Regions from separate parts of the Homo sapiens genome. Here region 2 is linked to region 1. Evidence: read pairs that join two places in POLR2A ChIA-PET (ENCODE). Cell type or tissue: Caco-2. All regions are shown on one strand.

The links. ChIA-PET counts read pairs that join two places held together with the same protein. Peaks named below come from ENCODE experiments on the same cell type or tissue, not always from the same donor. Only the 100,000 strongest peaks of a DNase experiment are listed, where the experiment ranks them.
Region 2: POLR2A ChIA-PET joins it to region 1 with 5 read pairs; 3 of 35 experiments call an interaction of 5 or more read pairs at or near these places.

What each region holds. Positions count from the first base shown.
Region 1 is chr2:218,461,721-218,464,220 of GRCh38, forward strand. USP37 (ubiquitin specific peptidase 37) reads right to left here. Exons shown (of 26, transcript NM_020935.3): 22 at 1,586-1,646. Among named protein-coding and RNA genes, the nearest start is that of VIL1, 44 kb to the left of the region's middle. In Caco-2, no CTCF peak of the experiment used is centred here; no DNase peak of the experiment used is centred here.
Region 2 is chr2:218,617,763-218,620,262 of GRCh38, forward strand. PLCD4 (phospholipase C delta 4) reads left to right here. Exons shown (of 16, transcript NM_032726.4): 4 at 817-1,045. It also overlaps the pseudogene LOC124906133. Among named protein-coding and RNA genes, the nearest start is that of PLCD4, 11 kb to the left of the region's middle. In Caco-2, no CTCF peak of the experiment used is centred here; a DNase peak (open chromatin) is centred at 954.

The sequences.
Region 1 (2,500 bases):
CTAGGCCAGGCATGGTGGCTCACACCTCTAATCCTAGGACTTTGGGAGGCCGAGGCGGGTGGGTGAACTGCCTGAGATCAGGAGTTCGAGACCAGCCTGGGCAACATGCCAAAACTCCATCTCTACTAAAATGAAATATAAAAAATTAGCTGGAACCTGGGCACGGTGGCTCACACCTGCAATCCCAACACTTTGGGAGGCCAACGCAGGTGGATCACCTAAGGTCAAGAGTTCGAGACCTGCCTGGCCAACATGGTGAAACCTCATCTCTACTAAAAATACAAAATTTAGCTGGATGTGGTGGTGGGTGCCTGTAATCCCAGCTACTTGGGAAGCTGAGGCAGGAGAACTGCTTGAACCTGGGATGCTGAGTTTGCAGTGAGCCAAGATTGTGCCATTGCACTCCAGCCTCGGCAACAAGAGTGAAACTCTGTCTCAAAAAAAGAAAAAAAAAAAATTAAAAAATTAGCTGGGTGTGGTGGTGCACGCCTATAGTCCCAGCTACTCAGGAGGCTGAGGCACAAGAATCACTTGAATCCGGGAGGCAGAGGTTGCAGTGAGCAGAGATCACGCCTCTGCACTCCAGGCCCTGGGCAACAGAGCATGACCCTGTCTCCAAAAAAATGAAGACATGGAAGAACCAGGAACCAGGTACCTCTGAAACTGGGGGATAAGGAGGGGATAAAATAAAGATTAGGTAAAAGCTGTTTGAGAAACAGATTCCTACATCTACTTCTTCCAGCTTCCTAACTCATGGACTTCTAAAACCTGGTCCACATATTAGTTCTGCCAAATGCTACGACATGTGAACCTTATGCTACTGAATACACTCACTCATGACTGCCCACTGACTGCCCCAGAATAAGCTCTTGAAAATTCACGGGGAAACTGAAGCCACATTATGTTCTTCTAGGAGTCGTAACAGTGGCAAAATTATAATTCTTTCATTAAACAGATGATAGATTGTTCTTGCTAATTTTTCAATATTAAAAAACATATTGTTAGAGATATGGGTATAGATGACAAAAATTATTTTGAAAAAAGCAAGCTGAAGATGAATACAAATGTTAGAATAGTGGTTTCCTCTGGGAGGAAGACAAAAAGGAGAGATATAAAGGTTACTTCTAAGGTTCTATTTCTTTACCTGGGAGGTATTCAAATTTGTTATCAAAAAACACATTTTAGCTTGTAATCTCGGCACTTTGGGAGGCTGAGGAGGGTGGATCACTTGAAGCCAGGAGTTCAAGACCAGCCTTGGCCAACATGGTGAAACCCCGTCTCTACTGAAAATACAAAAATTAGCTGGGTGTGGTGGCACAACCGCTAATTCCAGCTACTCGGGAGGCTGAGGCATGAGAATTGCTTGTACCCAGGACGTGGAGGTTGCAGTGAGCCAAGATTGCACCACTGCACTCCAGCCTGGGTGACAGAGTGAGAGGCTCTCCCCCACAATAAACACACACACACACACACACACACACACACACACACACACACACACACACACACACTTTCTTTATATGTTCTTCTATGTGTGAATGGTAATTTTACCATTAAAAAAATGTAATTAAAAAGATCTCCACACCTTGAAGACTTAACTCGGTAGCTCTTTTGAGGTCATCATCTTCTTTCTGTTCCCAAGCCTCCTAAAGGGAAAAGAACAAAAACTAAGGTATTTAAAGAGGTACTGATTAAACTTACTTAATGAGGATAAAATCAGTTTCTCTGGAAGCATTTGCTAAGAATGCTTTCTATAACCTTATGGATGTTTGGAATATTACCTTTTGAGGAATGTGGGGAAGTTCTTTACTTTTTTTTTTTTTTTTTTTTTTTGAGACGGAGTCTCGCTCTGTCCCCCAGGCTGGAGTGCAGTGGTGTGATCTCGGCTCAATGCAAGCTCCGCCTCCTGGGTTCACGCCATTCTCCCGCCTCAGCCTCCCAAGTAGCTGGGACTACAGGCGCCCGCCACCACGTCTAGCTAATTTTTTGTATTTTTAGTAGAGATGGGGTTTCACCATGTTAGCCAGGGTGGTCTCAATCTCCTGACCTTGTGATCCGCCCACCTCGGCTTCCCAAAGTGCTGGGATTACAAGTGTGAGCCACTGCGCCCGGCCCACTCCAGTATTTTTTAAGATTTTTTTTTTTTTTTTTTTTGAGAGGGAGTCTTGCTCTGTTGGCAGGCTGGAGGGCAGTGGCACGATCTCGGCTCACTGCATCCTCTACCTCCCAGGTTCAAGCGATTCTCCTGTCTCAGCCTCCCGGGTGGCTGGGACTACAGGTGCGTGCCACCACACCCAGTTAATTTTTTTTGTATTTTTAGTAGAGATGGGGTTTCACCATGTTGGCCAGGATGGTCTCGATCTCTTGATCTTGCAATCTGCCTGCCTCAGCCTCCCAAAGTGCTGGAATTACAGGCATGAGCCACCATACCCAGCCCATTCCAGTATTTTTAAAGCTCCCCAGTAAATTTGAATGTGCAGTTAAGATTAAGAACCACTGA
Region 2 (2,500 bases), 160 kb after region 1:
CGTAGACATCTGGAAAGAGGAAGCCCTCAAACCTGGAATGGGGGCCAGGCGTGGTGGCTCACGCCTGTAATCCCAGCACTTTGGGAGGCCTAGGCGGGTGGATCACGAGGTCAGGAGATTGAGACCATCTGGCTAACACAGTGAAACCCCATCCCTACTAAAAAAATACAGAAAATTAGCCGGGCATGGTGGTGGGCACCTGTAGTCCCAGCTACTCAGGAGGCTGAGGCAGGAGAATGGCGTGAACCTGGGAGGTGGAGCTTGCAGTGAGCCGAGATCGCGCCACTGCACTCCAGCCTGGGCAACAGAGCGAGACTCCATGTCAAAAAACAAACAAACAAACAAACAAACAAACAAACCTGGAATGAGAGAACTGGACTTGGGCATATAATGCTTTAGTATAACTGCTTCTGCCTTTCAAATGTATGTCCATTTGTCATCCCCATCAGTCCTCCTGTGATCACCATTGGGGCTGCCTATGGAAGGGGACTATCCATTGTATCAGATGAGGATACTGAGGAGTTAAGTCATTTTGGTTTGTGTCATACTGCCAGCTTGTGGCTGGAAGCCATGTCTTGCCACTTCCAGTACAGGCCCTTTGCCATGCTGCCTTTGAAAACATCAGTGATTCATGTGGACTCCTGAATCCCTGGGGTCTGCATCTCTCTGTACTAATGCTTTTTGGGATTCAGCCTGCAGAGGCTGGGGTTCTTTTCTATGGTGTCATGGAGAAGGGGGTGCTGGTCCTTCACTCTTAGCCCCTGCTATTTGTTGGAATCCCTTCCTTAATGCCTCCACCTGTTTCTTCTCTGGCAGTCTCAATCTCTGATGTGGAGACAATACGTAATGGCCATGATTCCGAGTTGCTGCGTAGCCTGGCAGAGGAGCTCCCCCTGGAGCAGGGCTTCACCATTGTCTTCCATGGCCGCCGCTCCAACCTGGACCTGATGGCCAACAGTGTTGAGGAGGCCCAGATATGGATGCGAGGGCTCCAGCTGTTGGTGGATCTTGTCACCAGCATGGACCATCAGGAGCGCCTGGACCAGTATCGGCAGGATGGAGTCAGGGTGGGGGTGAGGGATCACGCTATCCCTGAAGGAGCCAGATGCAACAGGTTTAGGAAAGGTGAGAAGGGGTGCAGGGCTAGGGAGGCCCAAGGGTCCAGATGGTATGGGCAGGGACAGCTCAGGCCAATGTGAGACTGAGAATACTGAGGGAGGAATGGATGCCAAGGATCACATAGCCAGGCAGGAATCAGGACCCCCAGGATTGGAGGAAGAGGCAGTGACAGGCAGAGGAGCAAACAAGATGCTGCTCCTAAGAGCTGCACAGAAGATCCCAGTGGCATTAACCAGCATGTAGGTGGGAAGCAACCTCTTAGAAGGCTCAGTGATATAAACTCACTCCAAGTTTCCTGGATTGTTTACCATTTCATTCATTTATTCATTCATTCATGATCTATTAAGCAGAATGTATCAGGCACTATGCCAGACTATAGGGGTACATATATATATATATATATATATATGTTTTGTTTTGTTTTGTTTTTGATACGGAGTCTTGCTCTGTCACCCAGGCTGGAGTGCAGTAGCACAATCTCAGCTCACTGCAACCTCTGCCTCCCAGGTTCCAGCGATTCTCCTGCCTCAGCCTCCTGAGTAGCTGGGACTACAGGTGCATGCCACCACGCCCAGCTAATTTTTGTATTTTTTTGAAGAGACGGGGTTTCACCATCTTGGCCAGGCTGGTCTCGAACTCTGGACCTCGTGATCCACCCACCTCAGCCTCCCAAAGTGCTGGGATTACAGGCATGAGCCACCACACCCGGCCAGTGGTACAAAGATTAATGAGACTCACATATTGCTTCAGTTAGTGAAGAGGATGGAACTGTGTAAATAATTTTTTGTTTGGCCTGTAATCCCAGCACTTTGGGAGGCCAAGGCAGGGAGATCACTTGAGGCAGGCAGATCACTATGTTGCCTAACCTAGGCAACACAGGGAAGACTGCGTCTCTACAAAAAATTAAGAAGTTAACTGAAAGACTACACTTTCAGGGATAATTTCTATAGTTCATTACTAGAGAAGTTTCTCTGAATGTGTAGAGCACCATAAAATACATTTTATTTTTTATTTGAGACAGGGTCTCACTCTGTCACCCAAGCTGGAGTGCAGTGGCACGATCTTGGCTCACTGCAGCCGTGACAGCCTGGGCTCAAGCAATCCTCCCACCTCAGCTTCCCGAGCAGCTGGGATTACAGGCATGTGCCACCGCACCTGGCTAATTTTTTGTTTTGTTTTGTAGAGATGGGATTTTGCCACATTGCTCAGGCTAGTCTCTAACTCCTGGGCTCAAGTGGTCCATCCACCTCAGCCTCCAAAAGTGCTGGGATTAGAGGTGTGAGCCACTGCACCTGGCTCATAAAGTAAACTTTAAAAAATTAAATTAGCCAGGTGTGGCCAGGTGCAGTAGCTCACACCTGTAATTAATCCCAGCACTTTG